2 separate regions of the Homo sapiens genome follow, and region 2 is linked to region 1. Evidence: read pairs that join two places in POLR2A ChIA-PET (ENCODE). Cell type or tissue: PC-9. All regions are shown on one strand. Links, peaks and the distances in the headings refer to the core of each region. The heading gives the core; the rest is flanking DNA.

What was found. Peaks named below come from ENCODE experiments on the same cell type or tissue, not always from the same donor. Only the 100,000 strongest peaks of a DNase experiment are listed, where the experiment ranks them.
Region 2: POLR2A ChIA-PET joins it to region 1 with 47 read pairs; 4 of 35 experiments call an interaction of 5 or more read pairs at or near these places.

What each region holds. Positions count from the first base shown.
Region 1 is chr11:1,767,091-1,776,360 of GRCh38, forward strand. It overlaps LOC105376517 (a long non-coding RNA gene), which reads right to left. Exons shown (of 4, transcript XR_002957212.2): 3 at 4,496-4,932; 4 at 4,276-4,410. Among named protein-coding and RNA genes, the nearest start is that of CTSD, 7.8 kb to the left of the region's middle. In PC-9, for the core only: no CTCF peak of the experiment used is centred there; DNase peaks (open chromatin) are centred at 4,861 and 5,591; H3K4me3 peaks cover 435 bases; H3K27ac peaks cover 2,228 bases.
Region 2 is chr11:1,558,217-1,567,108 of GRCh38, forward strand. DUSP8 (dual specificity phosphatase 8) reads right to left here. Exons shown (of 7, transcript NM_004420.3): 2 at 7,380-7,718; 3 at 5,635-5,773; 4 at 673-839; 5 at 1-55. The coding sequence starts at 7,610. Among named protein-coding and RNA genes, the nearest start is that of DUSP8, 9.6 kb to the right of the region's middle. RefSeq lists enhancers at 1-342, 1,141-1,936, 8,777-8,892. In PC-9, for the core only: no CTCF peak of the experiment used is centred there; DNase peaks (open chromatin) are centred at 375, 1,055 and 1,395; H3K4me3 peaks cover 1,502 bases; H3K27ac peaks cover 937 bases.

The DNA of each region.
Region 1 (9,270 bases), core at 4,521-7,020:
CTGAGATACGCACCTGTGAGGACGCATGCCCACAGAGCGTGGCCGACACTCCACCCAGAGGTCCCGGTGAGCCGGTGAGGCTGCGAGCCAGTGGGTAGTGCGGATGGCCAGTGGGGCCAGAAGCACAACGTGGCAGCGAGCTGTGGGGTGTGTGGGCCGGTGCTAGCCAGGCTAAGAGCCTTGGACCATCCCCTGAGACAACGGGGCACTGTTGAGCAAGGACCCTCTCGGGGCCCCAAGGGTGAAGAGGCCCCACCCCACCGCAGATACCATCTGTTATTCTGTTTATTACAGAGGGGGCATTCTGCCTGGGCCCGCTCAGCTTCCCAGCTCCTGGAGCAGAGCCCGGCACGTGGTAGGTGCCCAGTAATTATGTGTGGGATGAATGCCTGGGTGTTCAGGGTCCCCGAGGGACTGACCCACCAGGCAGGGTGGGACCCTGCTGGCATATTGGGTGAAGGTCAAGGGAGTGGCTTCTAATCCCCTTGCCTCTGGCTCACCCGGGCAGACCCTCTCAATCTGGGCCTCACCTCTGTCCCTGGAGAGTTGAGGTTGGGCTAACGGTCTCTGGAGCCCTTGCCTGCCCCTGCTAGGAGCTGAGGGTACAGAAGCGACCCCTGGCCTCCTTGTCTGGCTCAGATTCCCCAGACTCCTGCACCTGCCAGGCCGATTCAGGAGACCCTCTTCCCACCAGGGCTGCCTTCAGGGCTCCTGGGCCAGTGGGTGCTGCAGCGTGTCCAGGCCCCGCCTCTGGCAGAGTGCAGGGGACAGGGCCCTTTTTCACCTTTCACACCCTTCGGCTGACCGCATGCAGGGACATGGGCTCCATCTGTGGGGTGCTCGGCCCACCTGGGGAGAGGAGGCAGGAGGTGGGGGCCAGGCCCAGGCTCCATCTCAGCCTTTGCCATCGCAGCCCACTGAGCTTCCCACCACGGAGGGGCCCCAAGCTTCTCTCTGGGAAGCCAGCCACAGGACGGGGGTCGTGGCTTCTCCGGCTCCCTCCTGGCTGTGTGGAGAGTCAGGGAATCAGAGGATGGCAAAGTGCCCGAGAGGAAAGGGGCAGAGAAGGGAGTCGGACCTGCTGGGTGCCCGCTGCATGCTGACACCTAACAGGGGCAAGCAAGGGCTGGAGGCTGTCAGCCCAACCCTGCCTCTCCATGGGGAGTGCTGAATCCCAGACTGGAAAGGGTCTGCCTGGATGGGTCAGTCCCTTGGGAGCCTTGAGAATCTGCTCATTCACTCAACATGTGAGTGTCGGGCACCTACCACGAGTAGACGCTGCTCTAGGAAATCGAGAAAACAATAGGGAAATTCCCACCCAGTGCCGTTCATATATAGACAGGGGTGGGGGTGGGGAGGTGTGTGGAGGGGCAGAGATTAAAATGAAGCTGGGGGGTGGGTGGGACGCCCACGCAGGGCTTGGGGAGTGGAACGTACCAAAGAGGAGGCTGCTGCAGGGCACAGAGAGGGGCAGGGGAGGGCCCTGCGGGAAGAGAAGCCTCTTCTAATCGACCTTTTTTTTTTGAGGTGGAATTTCATTCTGTTGCCCTGGCTGGAGTGCAGTGGCGTGATCTCCACTCACTGCAACCTCTCCCTCCCAGGTTCAATCGGTTTTCCAGCCTCAGCATCCGGAGTAGCTGGGATTACAGTTGCCCACCACCACGCCTGGCTAATTTTTGTATTTTAAGTAGAGATGGGGTTTTGCCATGTTGGCCAGGCTGATCTTGAACTCCTGACCTCAGGTGATCCGCCCACCTTGGCCTCCCAAAGTGCTGGGATTACAGGCGTCAGCCACCCCGCCAGGCGCTCTAATCAGACTTGAAGGAGGTAATAAACCAAAGGCCTGGTCAGGAGCCGCTGACATGAGAACAGGAGAGCAGAGGCCATGAGGCAAAGGGAGCCGGCCTGGAGGTGGGGAGGAAAGGAAGCAGTCCGAGGTCAGAGAGAGGCAGTGAGAAGGGGTGAGACTCTGGATGCACTTTTGAGGTAGGGCCAGAGAATTTCCAGGTGGATTATTCGAAACCACCTTTGCAAAATTATGGCTGAGATAGCGGAAGAGCTCTAACTGAATCAACTCCATCTTGCTTCTAATCTCAAGCCATCCTTGTTCATTCCTGGGTGTCGGCTGAACTGTCTTTGAGAGGAATTTAGTTTATAGTTTAAACAAAGATGTTAACAGCCCTTTCCCCAAGCAGAACTCCTTCTTGCCTGGGGACTAGATGGCCTTTGTAGGACTAACATTAGCCACAGGGTTAGAAATTATGGTTTAGGAGTCATGCAGCTGGAGGCTACAAGATTCTGACCCTCTCTCAACTGCTCCTAAGATCAGCGCCTAAGATATTTTGCAGACCTTGCACTTGACGGATCAGCTGGCACCACCCAGATCAATAAACTGGCTCATCTGATCTTGTGGCCCCCATCCAGGAACTGACTCACCGCAAGAAGACAGCTCCAACCCTCTGTGATTTCATCCCTGGCCAATCAGCACTCCTGCCTCACTGGCTTCCCCGTACCGCCAAGTTGTCCTTAAGAACTCTGCTCCGCAGCACACCAATGTGGCACATGTATACATATGTAACAAACCTGCACGTTGTGCACCTGTACCCTAGAACTTAAAGTATAATAGAAATAAATAAATAAATAAATAAATAAATAAATAAATAAAAACAACAACAACTCTGCTCCATGAATGCTTGGGGAGACTGATTTGAGTAATAATAAAACTCCACTCTCCTGCACAGCTGGCTCTGCGTGAATTAATCTATTGCAATTCCCCTGTCTTGATGAATGGGCTCTGTCCAGGCAGCAGGCAAGGTGAACCCCTTGGGCGGTTACAGATTGGACTGACGGTGTGTGATGGAGGGGCCAATACTGACATTCCACGGCCTACCCAAAACCCTAGAAGGATGGCCTTTTATTGGCTGAGATGGGAACAGATGCAGGAGTAAGAGTCTTGGGGAGGAAGGCCAGGAGCTCAGTTTTGGATGCTTCAGATTGAGACAAAGCATGTGGGGCAACCAGGTGATTCTGCTGCATGGCAGCAGTGATTTGAGTTGTGAGTCCAGGGAGAGGTCGGGGCTGAGACGGACATGAGATAGTCATCAGTGCCATGTGTTGTGGTGATAAGATTGGATGGCACCAGGCTGAGTGTAGCTAGAGAATAGAAGAGGTCTAGGGACTGAGCCCAGGGGTCTCCCAACTTTAAGAGGTTAGCGGATTGAGGCTGGGTGCGGTGGCTTACGCCTGTAATCCCAGCACTTTTGGAGGCCAAGGCGGGCAGATCACTTGAGGTCAGGAGTTCGTGCCCAGCCTGGCCAACATGGTGAAACCCTGTCTCTACTAAAAGTACAAAAATAGCTGGGTGTGGTGGCAGATGCCTGTAATCCCACCTACTCGAGATGCTGAGGCAGGAGAATCGCTTGAGCCTGGGAGGTGGAGGTTGCAGTGAGCTGAGATTGTGCCACAGCACACCGGGCAACAGAGCAAGACTCCATCTCAAAAAAAAAAAAAGGAAGAAGAAGAAGAGGTTAGAGGATTGAGCAGGCACCAGCAAAGGAGGTGAGGAACCATCTGGAGACAGGAGAGGCCAGGAGGGTGGGGCCCGTAGAGCCGGCCGAAGAAAGTGGTTCAAGGAGGGAGTGGCTGCTGTGTTGAGTGGCTCTGCTGATGGCCTGTGGAAGATGAGCATTCACCACAACGTTTCACAATTTGACCTTGACAAGACCTGTTTTAGTGATGTGGTGGTGGTGAAGTTTAAGAGAGAATGACTGTCATATTCAATCATCAAGACAGTGTGGTATTGACACAAAGATAGATGGGTGGACAGGAAGGAGGAATCTCAGGTATACAGTGTCAAGGTGACATGGAAATGCAGTGGAGGAAAGGCTGATCTTTTCAGGCAATGGAATGGAAGGGTCTCGATCCCTCCCTCATACCATACACAACATTCAATTTTAGATCAGTTAGGGATGTGATGTAAATGGTAAATCCTTTAGGGAGGAAAAAGGCAAAGAGGGCCACCTTCATGATCTTGCCAAAGAGAATGGAAAGAAAAGCCACACGCTGGGAGAAAAGATTTGCAAAACACATATTTGATACAAGACTTGTATCCAAAATAGGCAAAGAACTCTCAAAGCTTAACAAAAGAAAATAACCCAATTTAAAAAGTGAGCAAATCGTCTGCTCAGACGCCTCACCAAGGAAAAAATGCAGCTGGCAAATAAGCGCACGAAAAGATGCTCAACATCGTACGTCGTTAGGGAATTGCAGGTTAAAACAACAGTGAGACACCACCACATACCTGTAAGAATGGCCAAAATCCAAAACACTGACAACGCCAAATGCCGGGGTGGGCGTGCGGCAACAGGAAGTCTCATGCGTTGCTGGCGGAACTGCAAAACGGTGCAGCCACTTTGGGAGACAGTTTGGCAGTTTGTTACAAGGCTTAAATGTACTTTCATCATACCATCCAGCAACTGCCCGCCTCGATATTTACCTCGATAAATGAGTTGAAAACTTATGTTCACACCAACACCTGCACACGAATGTTTAGAGCAGTTTTATTCACCGTCACTAAAAACTGGAAGCAACCAAGATGTCTGCCTAGAGGTGAGTGGACAGACAAACTGTGGTCTATCCAGACATCGGAATATTCTTCAGCACTAGAAGGAAATGAGCAGGCCGGGGATGGGGCTCACGCAGGCAATCCCAGCACTTTGGGAGGTCGAGGTGGGCAGATTACTTGAGCCCAGGGATTTGACACCAGCCTGGGCAACATGGTGAAACCCCATCTCTATAAAAAAATACAAAAATCAGCTCGGCTGCTGGAGGGAGCTTGAAGTCTCAGCTACTGGAGAGGCTGAGGTGGGAGGATTGCTTCATCCTGGGAGGTGGAAGTTGCAATGAGCTGAGATTGCACCACTGAGCTGCAGCCTGGGCAACAGAGAGAGACCCAGTGTTAAAAAAAAAAAAAAAAAAAGCTACAAGCCATGAAAATCCATAGAGGAACGTAAGTGAAAGAAGCCAACCAGTAAAGGCTACATACTGTCTGATTCCATCTCTATGACATTCTAGAAAAGGAAAAATTATGGAGACAGTGAAAGGATCAGTGGTTGCCAGGGTTTGGGGAGGGCAGATGAATAGGTGAAGCACAGAACATTTTTAGGGCAGCAAGACTGCCGTGTATGATACTGTAATGGTAGAACAGGACATTATGCATTTGTCAAAACCCACAGGATGTACAACTCAAAGAGCGAACCCTGCTGTAAACTATGAACGTTAGTTAACAGTAATGCATCCTTGCATCAGTGATCATCACTTATAACAAATGTGCTGCACAAATGCAAGATGTTGATCATGGTGGCAGTGTGTGTGTGTGTGTGTGTGTGTGTGTGGGTGCGTGTATGTGTATAACTTCTGTTCCTCGGCGGGGGAAGGAAGGGGGCAAGGGGTCCTTCTGCAGCCCTACGGCTTAAGGGACGGCTTGAAGGTCAGATTCCCTGGATGGGGTCAGGCGCTGGGTGTGGAGCAGGGAAGTGGTTTCTTCCCCAAGTCCCCCGCCAACCCCAGGAGGTAGGAGAGGGAGCGGCTGAGATGCTGAGTCACCCCTGCTCCAGTCCTGCCCCTCCCTCCTCTTAGGGCTGAGTCACTGCACTCTCAGAGCTGGGGCCACCATGACCCTCAAGAGAAAGGGGGCTGCGGCACCCTGGGGCTCCAGCCACAGGCAGCTTTAGTTCTGCAAGAGCAGTTGAGGAGGCCAGGGAGGGAATTAGCTTTTTGTCAGCTGACTTTGGACAGGACTGGGGCTGGTGGGGGGAAAGGTGGAGGCTGTGAATGGCTGGCACAGTTAGGGCAGGGGGAGGGGCTGCCCAGGCACAGGTGGGGGAGGGGAAGGGATGCTGGGCACAGGTGGGGGAAGGGAAGGGAGTGCCCAGGCACGGGTCGGGGAGGGGAAGGTGGTGCCCAGGCACAGGCGAGGTTTGGGGGAGAGGGTGTCCAGGCACAGGTGGGGGAGGGGGAGGGGCGCCCAGGCACAGGTCAGGGAGGGGAAAGGGGTGCTGGGCACAGGTGGGGGAGGGGGAGGGGGAGGGGGGTGCCCAGGCACAGCTGTCTGGCTTCCCTCCAGGTCCAGGACATGGCATCTCTGGGTGTCCTGCTGGGAAGGGACCCAGCTTGGCTGAAGGTGCACTGTGCCTTTAGCATCCCCCCAGTCCTCCACCCTGAGGTTATCCAGCTCACCCACCCTGGCCGCTGCCCCTGACCTTCAGTCTGTCTCTCTGTGCAAGGAAGAGGAGTGGCATGCAGGGCTCACAGTTGCTGGAGGCCTCTGCTGTGTCCTCTTCCAGGAGCCTCAACCTCTACCTGCCTCCAGAAATGAGCACCCCCGAGTCCTGAGCTTACTGTGGGGCCCAGTTCTGCACTGGCTGCCGGGGTGTGCGTTTCTGGGCATCCCCCAGGGCTGGACAGGCCTGGGTGCTGTGGAGGAGAGCCGGATGCCAGTCATCAGTTGGGGTTGAACTGGATGACCTTTTAAGCTAACCTCCTGCTCCCCACCCTCTGCATACACCCTGTTCGGGCACCTGACCTTCCAGGATCACAAATGTGTAATAGGAAAAAACCCAAAAGCTTTAGGGTTCAGCAGTCTCTGAGGGCTGCAGTCTCAGGGCACTGATGAAAAGACCAGGGTCCCAGTGGCCCACAAACCCTCTGGATTAGGGGCTTCAGCTCCAAGGACTGAGCCCTGAGCCATGGCCTTCCTCCATCATGGCTTCCCTGGGAGGGCCTGGCAGGCACATGGAGGCCTCGGGAGACCCCAGGAGCCCACAGGTATGGGTGCACCGTGGCAGGCGGCCACAGAGCCCACTGGGCTCTGCAGCTGGAATAACTGAATACGCAGCTCACTGTCCCCCAAGCTTGGTTGGGGACTCTTCCTTCATATTTTAACAAAATCCACGGCACCTCTGGGATGCCGGCGGCTGCTGCACACTGGGGACAAACAAGACAGATGCAGACCTGCCTTCATGGGGCAAATAGGAGCCAAAGCAAGTGCTCAACCAATAAGAGATGTAGTTCCAGACTGTGGTGTGTGCTGAGGGGAACAGCTGGGGCCGGGCTGCCTCAGAGACAGTGAGGAGGTTGGGGTGTCTATAGGGATGACTGAAGGCCTTCCTCAATGACGGACAGGAGCCAGCCTGAGAATGGAATGAGCTGGAGGGACCGAGAGGCCTCCATGGCTAGGAAGGTGGGAAAGGATGTGATGAGGTGAGGTCAAAGGGGTGATGGGGGCCCGCCAGCCAGGGGATGCATCTGGCACAGGAGTGGCTTAGCCAGGCTGCAGGGAGGCCCAGGGAGGGAGCTTCCCTGCCCTGGCTTACTGGGGAGACAAGCCCGGCGCCCAGGAAGGGATGCGAATGTACATGGACTACCCGTGCAAATGCTTATGGTGAAATGTTCTGTGTCAACTTGGCTGGGCCACAGTATCCAGATATTTGCAAACGCTAGTCTAGATGTTTCCGTGAAGGTGTTTTTCAGAGGTGATTCTCATTCCCATTTAAATCCGTAGACTTTGAGTAAAGCCGATGATGTGCCAGTGTATGGTGGGCCTCAGCCAATCAGCTGAAGGCCTTAACAGAAAGAAGACTGAGATCCCTGAGGAGGAAGGAATTCTGCCAGCGACAGACTCGGGACTCACAATGAGGCATCAACTCTTCCCTGGGTCTCCAACCTGCCCTGAGGTTTTAGACTTGCTGCCTCCATAATTACACAGGCCAACTTTAAACAATAAATCCCTCTCTCTCCGCATATATACCTATCACACCCCATTGGTTCTGTCTCTTTGGAGGACCATGACCAGTACAGATGGGCTCAGGGAAGGCATCCCCAAGGGGAGGGTCCTGCCCTGCAGGGGTTTGAAAGCCGGGCAGCCATGCCGGACAGGCCCACGGTGCTGGCCTAGCCAGGGGTGTGAAGGGGAGGGCCTCCGGCAGGGGGGCGGCTGAAGCATCTGGTCTGCAGGCTTTGGAGGGAGGGCAGGTGAGGGTTGAGCCCAAGCAATGGTCGACTAGGAAAGGACAGAGGACAGAGAAGTGATTGGCCTGAGCGTAGGGTGGTCATTCACCTGCAGCGTGGCCAGGGGCTCCGGGTCCTCTGGGTTCGAGGGGATGAACTAAGAGAGCGGCATTAAGAATGGGACAGAGGGCAGACGACAGATACTAAGGAGAGGGGATGGAGGGGGGATGGAGAGGAGATGGAGAGGGGGATAGAGAGGGGATGGAGAGGGGATGGAGAGGGGATGGAGAGGAGATGGAGAGGGGATGGAGAGGGGATGGAGAGGAGATGGAGAGGGGATGGAGAGGAGATGGAGAGGGGATGGAGAGGGGGATGGAGAGGGGATGGAGAGGGGATGGAGAGGGGATGGAGAGGGGATGGAGAGGAGATGGAGAGGGGATGGAGAGGGGATGGAGAGGAGATGGAGAGGGGGATAGAGAGGGGATGGAGAGGGGATGGAGAGGGGATGGAGAGGAGATGGAGAGGGGATGGAGAGGGGATGGAGAGGAGATGGAGAGGGGATGGAGAGGAGATGGAGAGGGGATGGAGAGGGGGATGGAGAGGGGATGGAGAGGAGATGGAGAGGGGATGGAGAGGGGGATGGAGAGGGGATGGAGGGGGGATGGAGAGGGGATGGAGAGGGGATGGAGAGGGGATGGAGAGGGGATGGAGAGGGGGATGGAGAGGGGATGGAGAGGGGATGGAGAGGGGATGGAGAGGGGGATAGAGAGGGGATGGAGAGGGGATGGAGAGGAGATGGAGAGGGGATGGAGAGGGGATGGAGAGGGGATGGAGAGGAGATGGAGAGGGGATGGAGAGGGGGATGGAGAGGGGATGGAGAGGGGATGGAGAGGGGATGGAGAGGGGATGGAGAGGAGATGGAGAGGGGATGGAGAGGGGATGGAGAGGGGGATGGAGAGGAGATGGAGAGGGGATGGAGAGGGGATGGAGAGGGGATGGAGAGGGGATGGAGAGGAGATGGAGAGGGGATGGAGAGGGGATGGAGAGGGGGATGGAGAGGAGATGGAGAGGGGATGGAGAGGGGGATGGAGAGGAGATGGAGAGGGGATGGAGAGGGGATGGAGAGGGGGATGGAGAGGAGATGGAGAGGGGATGGAGAGGGGATGGAGAGGGGGATGGAGAGGAGATGGAGAGGGGATGGAGAGGGGATGGAGAGGGGGATGCAGAGGTGGATGGATGGAGAGGGAATGGAGAGGTGGATGG
Region 2 (8,892 bases), core at 161-2,660, 210 kb before region 1:
GGCAGGAGTTGCTGGCGTTGAGGACGTAGCTTATTCCATTTTGCGTCATCAGATCCTGGAGGGGCGGGAGGGCGGGTTGGAAAGGGGTGGGAGAAGCTCGGGGCGGGAGTGAAGGTGGAGGCTTTTCCTGCCCTGCCGTCAGGAGGGCCTTTAGAATCCTGGGAGCCTTGGAATTTGTCCCAGATCCCAGTGTATCCAGGGGAGGGCCCAGGAGGCCTCTCTGGTCCACCCTGGCACCCTGGGCCCGTGCGGGGGGTGGGGCACGGCTGGCCTCCGACTGCAGGCCCCACCCACGGCTGGTGGTGGGCTCCTAGGAATTTTATGATTGCCTGGGTGGTGGCTTTTACCCTTTTCCCTCGTCACCATTTTTAAAACATGGGATTCTTTCAGAGCTGGCCAGAGGCCCAGTGACATCCGCAGCTTGGCATGCCAGCTCCCCGCTCCTCCCCCGAGCCCTGCCGGGCCCTCCCGCAAGCCCTGCTGTGGTCCTTCCAGGGGCATGGGTGGGGAGCCTGGGGTCCTCCTGGGCCCCCACCCATGCTTCTCCCACACCCAGCTCATCCACTGCCTTCAGCTCCTTTCCTCCCTCATCCCCCGCTCCGCTGCCAAGCTGCTTCTGGAGCTCCTGCCCCTTTCCCATTGACCACCCCCCGAACTCCACTGCACACACACCTTGTTTAGGACGTCCTTCTGCGAGCCCAGGTAGAGGTGAGGCAGGATGCGGGTCAGGCCCACGCTGGGCACAGGCAGGCAGGGCTGGGAGAGGCTCATGGGTAGCAGGGCAGCAGGCTTGCCCTCGCAGAGGCCGGGGAAGCAGGAGGAGAAGGTGGCGAAGCCCCCTGTAGGAGGAGGGCCGTCAAGTGGGTTGAGAGAACACCTAGGGCTCCCTGTCCGCCTAGGGTGCCCTGTCCGCCTAGGGCACCCCATCTACTGCTGAGGATCAGTCACACCCAGCCCAGACCCGAGCCTGAGCCCAGCCGGCAAGCCTCTGGCGGAGCACCTGCTCTGCCCGCGGTGGGGGGAGGGGGTACTGCCACACATTTACAGCCTGCACCTACGCCCACATTCCTCCTCATGCTAATTAGGGGCTGACCCAGCTGAGGACGCCGCTAGGATGCCCGTAAAGGTGGCGTTGAGGTGGCTGGCCATCACGGCACGCGCTGGGCCCAGGCAGGGGTGGGCTCAGAGGCCACAGGGGTCTCCTGCTGAGGGTGTGTGTCACACAGCCCAGAGGAGAGGCCCTCACGAGCCCGGCCATCTCCCATACCCATGGCCTGGGGCCAGGCTGGGCCTTCCTCCTCCCCTGCACTGATGCAATGCCTCCCTGCCTCCAGCTGGCTGGGAGCCCCAGGCCTGGGCTTGGGTGCCAGGACCAGGAGGCCAGGGCTTCCGAGAGGCCCTCCCCGTCCCCAGGCATGACATCACCCTGGCACAGCCCTCGGGGCATTTGCTGTCTGGTTATGGCTGTACTCCACCCAGCAGGGGAGGACGGAGAGTGGAGAAGCCCGGGGCACTGGGGGCACGCAGAGCAGGCAGTGGGCACCCGCTGCACACGTGACCAGCGTGTGCTGCTGCCTTCCACACACGTCCAAGTCCGAGGCCACAGGCTGGTGGGAGGAAGTCCCCTGCCCTGCACCAGCTGGAAGGACCCGAACGTGAATCCCTGGATGTCTGACTCAGTGACCATGGGTAGTGCACACCATGGCTCTGGTCTCAGCTTCCTCCTCCTGCCTGCCACACAGCATCATGTGGTTCCAAGAAGATAATGAGCACGAAGACACATGGTGAGAATGGACCTGGCCGTCCCTGACCTGGCTGGGGCGACCACCGATGTGGACCAGAAACTGGGCAGCACCCACCTGGTGGCTGCCAGCTCTTGGGAGGGTGAAGCCAGCATGGCCCAGCACCACCCCGAGGACACCTTCCAGAACATAAGCCCCCATGGCAAGCCGGCTCCTGCTTGTGCAGAGCCTGAGGCAGCTGGGCTGAGGCCTGCCCTATCCCATTGGACGGGGCAGGGGAGTGACGGCGGGAGCTCAGGGCCTGGGAACCCCAGGGCTCTTTTTTGTCCTGGTTTGCAGAAGAGGCTGGTGCCACATGTGTAGCAGGTGCCCACTGCCTGCCCCGCGTGCCCCCAGTGCCTAGGGCTCCTCCTCTCTCCATTCTCCCCTGCTGGGTGGAGTAGAGCCACCCTGGATAACTCCTGAGGACAGGGGAGTGTGTGCAAACCCCCAACCAGAACACCTGCTGTGCCAGCTCCCCGTGTCCCTAAAAAGGGCGTGACGCTGGGGGACTGTGGAGATAGGGGAAGCTCCAGGCTGGGTGGGTTGAGGCAGCAGCCTTGGAGGAACAGTCTCTTCTGTGGGAACCTGCTGACTGGACAGGGGAAAGCAGGTAGGTGACTTGTCACCAACGACGCCCCAGCTTGCAGGTTCCCCTGAGCAGAGGCTGGGATGGGCACTGTAGCTGGCTTCCACTCACTGTTCTGAGCTGGGGTAGCCCTGGATGTTCCCGCTGCAGGACAGCCCCGGGGAGGCGGAAGGGCTGCACCACTTCTCTGCAGACTCTTCTGCCACCTGCTGCCTCTCCTCCTCCCTGTGGCTCTCCCAGGGATTTTGTGCCTTACTCTCTGCTTTCTCCAGGGCCTGGCCAAAGGAGGAGGTGCTGGGGATTCCATCAGTACCCTCCCACCTCTCCCAGAGGAGGTAAAGGCAGGAAAGTCTCTGGACAGGTGCAGAGAACCGACAGCTATGTCAGCAATTCCCCAGGAAGCTTCCCAGGACCTCCCCAGGCGGAGCAGGTAGTGTGGATGTCCCTACACACCCCACTGTGGATGCCAGGCCTAGCAGGGACCGAGGCTCCAGGGATTTCAGAACCACCCAGGCTCTGGGGGTGAGTGATAAGTGAGGGGTGTTGGGGTTCAGTGGACCCTTTGTAGGTCCCAGCACTCTTTGGGCCCTGGGGAGGCACCCCTACCCCCAGGCATCTCCAAAGGCGCCTTCCCAGTATCCCTGCTCCCTGACTCGGGGGTTTCTGGGGCAGCGCCTGCAGTTCACCTGTTACTCACAGTGAAATCCCAGACTTGAAAAAAGGCGTGTGTACCAGGACATGTGCCTGCCCCATGCCACCTGGGAGACCCTGCAAGCGCTTATGGCCACAGTCACAGACGCACTTCTGCCCGCCACCTCCATGACCCCTGGACTCCCCGCCAGGGCGGGGGCCGCCACCCCACCCACTTGCAGTGCAGTCGCCCGGCCAAGGGTCCAAGGCCGACTGCGGGCCGCTGCTTAAAGGGCCAGGCCCCTCTCTCATCCCTTGCCGCTTGCCCCCCAACATCGTGAGCAGCGCAGCTGGAGTGGGGGAAGAGGAGCGGCAGGGGGAGGTGGGCTTCACAGCAGTCCTGGGACCCCAGCACAGCCTGTCCTGCCACTGTTTCTCTCCCGCTTCCCGCAAACCTGCCCTGCTGTGGGGAGGACAGAGGCTTGGTCCTCACATTCCGGCCTCTACTGTCCCTGCAAATGGACCAAGGAGCTGTGTTGCCTGTGCCGCGGGATCCTGGAACATCCCTTCTCCTGGGTGAGGGGCAGCACCCCTGCCCCCCCCAATATATTCTTTCCCACTCTCCCTGGTTCTTCGCAGAGCCAGCCCAGAGCAGGGGCTGTGCCCACCACAGGGTGGGAGGGAGCCTGAGGGCAGAGCCCGTGGGCCTGCCTGGGTGTCGCCATGAGCCCACTGTATACCACGGGGCCTGGGACTCCTTGGCAGCTGCACTTCTGGAGAAAAGGGGACACAGCCTCAACCTTGCAGGGCAGATGTCAGCACAGAAAGGCAGTTCTGAGGGTGGCATGACCAGGCCCTGGGAGTGCCCTCCTGGCAAATCCTAGCACAGGCCCGGCCCCTCCCATGCCCATACTCATCCACGCCCACCTGCACACCCATGCTGTCCCACCCACCAGTGCTGGGTGAGGGCCCCAGCCCCCCAAACCGTCCCACTCTGGCCTCGAGGGAGACAGGCCCTTCCAGGCTTGGGACTTTCCTGGGATCTGCCTGCAGGTAGGGAGGTGCCACTCTGGGACCTTTCTCAGCCTCCAAGAAGAGTCTCCTGACTCCCATTCCTGGCTAGGGCAGCAAACTGGCCTTTGGGAGGGGTCCTGTTACACCTGGTGAGCTGTAAAAAGCCCCAAACTACTCTCTCCCCGCCCCCCACCAGTTCAGTCCTCAAACTGGACCTAGGGGAACAGGGTTGGATCAGAGTGCGTCATTCTGTGGCTTCTGGTTCTGAGAGTTCACACATATGCACACAAATCCCAAATCTCACCCAGACAAGCACAGGCGGGTACATACACAAATATACCTCCATGTATATACATGCATATACACGTGCACACACGTACATGCACATATGCGCACACACAGGCATGCATATGCCCATACATGCACACATGTACATGCACACACATACATGCATGCACATGCACACACACACATACATGCACACACATGCTCACGTACACACTCGCAGAGGCAGATGCTGGTCACCAGACGCCCAGAGCCATGCACAGACGCACAGACACCCTCTGACCATGGCCACCCAGCAGTGCAGGGTGCTGGTCTCACCCACAGAGAGGTGGGGAGGGAGCCTGGCCTCAATGCTCTTGCCCAGGACACTGGACCACCCTCAAGCCTCCCAGGTGCCCTTTAGGTCCCAGGACATGCCATGTCGGGAGGTCGGCCTGGCCAAAGCGGCTGCCACCCCTTCATCCCCCACAGTCGCCCTCAGGCTGGGTGAAGGTCCCTGCTTCCACTGGATGCAGGGCCAAGGGCCTGGCTTGGCTGCCTACTCCTCACCCCACCGTGCCTGCACCCCACAGTCCCCCATATCCTCTGCTTGCCTGGAACAGCCCCTGGTAGCAGAGGCCAGGCAGAAGGAGCCTGGACAAAGACCCCAGACCTGGATGGGGGAGGGTGCACATCCCTGGGACAGGCCAGCTCCGTCCGGCTCTGGGACCTGGGCCGACCCCAGGAGGTGGATTCTACAGACACGCCCTCAGCCACAGCCCAAGGAAAGAAAGAACCCTCTGGGACCACGAGTGTGTGAGTGTATATGAGTGTGTATCAGCGTGTGTAGGGGGGCGGCTTCCCTGCCTCCAGGGCTTGGGGCCAGTTGCCCAGGCTGCTTTTGGGCCACAGGGATCCCTGGGGGCTGTCTGCTGGGACCCAGGCAGCAGCCTTGGTGCCAGGCTGTTGCCAGGCAACCTGCACTCAGCTGGGCTTTCGGAGGTGGGGGGACTTCCTCGGGACCCCACGGCTCCAACTGAGTTTCCAGAGGATGGGGCCTCTGCCTCCGGCTTCTGACAGGAGCTCCGGGAGTGGGAGGGGCTCCCAGCCTGCATGCCTTGCCCTACACCTCTGGAGCCCAGCTGTACTGTGAGGTTTCCTTCTGTGTTGAGGATAGTCATATTGGTGGGTCCTGAAGTGTGGGCGTCCTGGGGAGAGGATGGTGGGGCCTCAAGAACCACAGATGTATGGAGATCCCCCCGTGCCCAGCGGACACCTCCCTGATGCCCCAGCCCCAGCCCCAGCCCCACTGCTGGCGGAGCAAGTGCCTCGGGGAGGCGTGGGTCATGGACTCACCAGTGAGGATGGCCACGCTGTCGAAGCAGCCGTCCAGCTTGCTCAGCAGGATGGAGAGGAAGCTGTCTGCGGCCAGCACGCTGGCGTCCCGCGTGCTCTGGTCATAGACCACCACGTCCTGTGGCTCCGTAGCCTCCACCTGGGGGCCATGGGGCAGAGATCAGCATGCCGCCTCCACCTATCGATGCCCTGGCCCCGTCCCAGATATGCTGGCTCAAGGGAATAGTAAGGGCATCAGATGATGGGAGGCAGGCAGCTGTCACCTTGCTGCCTGGAGGGGAGGGCAGGTGCAGTCACACACTCTCCTCCATCTGCCAGAGGCCCAGATGCACACACCCACACCACACAGCAAGCCATGGGGGCAGGGAGGGGTGGACTCCTGCCCTGCGCAGCTGTGCCCCCATGCCATGCACATGGGTGAAGGGGACGGACGCTCTGGGCCAGGCCTGTGTGGAGGAGACACAGGTGAGTGCGATGGGAGCCCAGGATAGGACCTGGCTGGCTCCCAGGGTGGCGGAGGGACAGAGAAGCTCGGCCCTGAAACGCATGCCTTCGGGTGTGGGCTCTCAGTGGGGCTAACTGTGTAGCCAGCAATTCTGCTCCCCACCCTATCCCCTCCCCAACCCCCAGCGGAGAAACAGAGGGCTGCAGCAGGACCCCAGGCCCCTGCACCAATTCCGGAGGCAGCAGCTGGAAGCTGGGTTCCTCCTGCCCTCCTCCCCCACCCCAAGGGCCAGCCCAGATGTTGAGCGGCTTTTGCTCAGACAGCACCGGTGCCCCCGCCCTGCAAGCACACACTCAGCCCTTAAGCCAGCTGAGCCGCCAACCCTGGGCTGGGTGACGTCACCGGCAGCCAATGGGATCGCACTCTGCCGGGAGTCCTTGCTGGGGGTCATTAATCACCAGATTCCCCTTGTTGGAAACCAAAGGGAGCCGATTCTGGCCTTGGGGTGGGCGGACTCCTGGCCAGTGGCCATCCCACTTGAGTCCTCCCATGTCCCAGCTCTGAACAGGGCCTATCAGTGACCCAGACCCCTCTCAAAGCCTCCAGGGCCAAGAGCTTGTCACCCTTGTCCCCTGCGAGGCAGTAGAAGGAGGAGGTGCCGCCACCTTCACAGGTCAACAGCCCCGCTGGTCCCTCCCCAGCTGCACCTGATGGTCCTGGGCAGAATGAGCTGTCCTTCCCCAGAAGGACATTCCTGGGGGGCCACAGAGAGAATTCTGGGTCCCTGAATACTCTGCGGGCTGGGGGAAGCTGTGGGACGGGGACATGGACTGCTCACGTGTGCCTTTTGACCACCCCTCCTGTCCTCACAGCAGTGGAAGTGGACCACACAGCTGTCCCTGTCCCGTGTAGGCCAGCTGGGCTGCTCCCACTGCCATGTGGTCACACCTTGCTATTCCACTCACTGCTCCCCTCTGTGAGCCTGGGTTGGCCCTGGCCACACAGTCCTATCTGCGTGGGGAGGGCCCGGCACCTCTGTGCAGAAGCTGAGCAAGGAGGCCCTGGAGGGAGGGTAGGGAAGGGTGCTGCGGGCGGGGGTGCGGGGGATGCCCTGAGCAGGGGCAACAGGCAGCGGTGAGAGGCAAGTGCCAGGGAGGACTGCTCCACACGCCCCTGGCTGTGACCCCAAGGAGTCGAGTTTGGACTGGAAGGCAGAGGAGGGGGGTGCTGCCCGAGCTGAGGGCCCCTTAGCTGTGGACCCTGGACGTGATGCATGCCTGGTGGGCAGTGGGCTGGGTACCTGGCTGCGTGCAGCCGGCTGGATGAGCTCCGCAATGGTCACCTTGCCCTGCTGCAGCCGCCGCTTCACCAGCTTGGAGCAGCAGATGTTGACGGAGCTGAGCACATGCCAGCTGTTGTACTCCACGAAGGAGCGGCTGTCGATGACCAGCGGCCCCCCAGGCCCGCCCCGCAGCAGGCTGGCCAGCTTCTTGGCATCCATCACCTTCCTCGGGAGCCGGTCCCCAGCCATGGTGGGGCAATGGGTGCTGGGGAGGGTGACCCCTGAAGTGAGGAGGGGCTGCTCCGACGGCCCAGGTGTGGCCTCGCGCTGGGAGTGACCTAGCACATGGTGCTGGACCTGCAGGGACAGGGGGATGGTCAGCAGTGCTGCGGGCCCCTGGGTGGCACCCAGAAGCTCCCCAGGACAGATCAGAGCTGGGAGCTGCGCCCACCAGGACACACCAACATGTGCCCGTGGGAACCCTTCTCCCTCTGGAGAGACCCCGTCCAGGTCACAAGGCCAGCTCTCAGCAGGATGCAACAAGGCAGAGGGGGGCAAATGGGCCCCACAGAGAAGGGTCTGAGGGCTGGAAGAGGCCAGGGGTCCTTCCTGTGGGCCCTGGGGTTCACGGACCCTTAGGCATTCCAGAACATTCCATCTCATCCCTGGGACACAGGCATCTCCCTGCTGTGACTTCTGCATCTTTTCCACCACAGGACCCCCAGCAAGTCGGGGTCTGGACTGCACCTCACCCTCCCACATGGTCAAGCTCTCTGCCCTCCTCCGGGCTTGCTGTCCTCACACCTGCCCCTCTCTCCCTAGCACAGCCCCAGGGAGTCCAATCCCTGGAGACTTGACTCCAGGGCAGCTCCGTAAGCCGATAATCCAGCCCCTGGTGGATGGTGGCCTTGGGGCTGCCTCCACTGGAGAGTGGGCTCCCGGGGGCAGCCGGATAGCAGGCGGGTGCGGGAGGGGCTCAGGCACAGAGGCACGGCTCCTTTGCCACTGCTGCCCTCCTGACCTGCAGGCTGAGGTTTAGTGTGCGCCACGTGCCTGCTGGGGGTGAGTGCCCAGCTCCTGCAGGGGCGTGTTGCACCCACACAGTGCCTCTCCCCTAGCGGAGCCTGGGGTCTAGGAGGCTCCTTCATGGGCTGATAGGGCCCAGGATGGGAGGGGCGGGGCAGCCCTGGGAGGAGGGTCAGTGTCGGGGACCCCGCAGGTGCCAGGCCCTCGGCATGGCCTGCAAAGGCCTCAGACTGCCGGGTGGGCAGGTGGAGTAGGGATGTCTGAGGATGGAGTCTCCGGAAGCCCCTCCTGCAGGCTTGATGACAAGCCTGTCACTGCCCCACTGCCGGGCCCCATCTCCCTGTCACCTGCCAGGACTGGCCTTCCTCTGGGTCCACTTTACACTCACAGCCCCTAGGAGGCGCATAGTGTTAAGGATGATGAGTTTGCTTTAACTATGGGGAAACCGAGGCTTGGGGCAGGGTTGGGACCTGGGTCACACCTGGGTCACACACAGATGGGCACT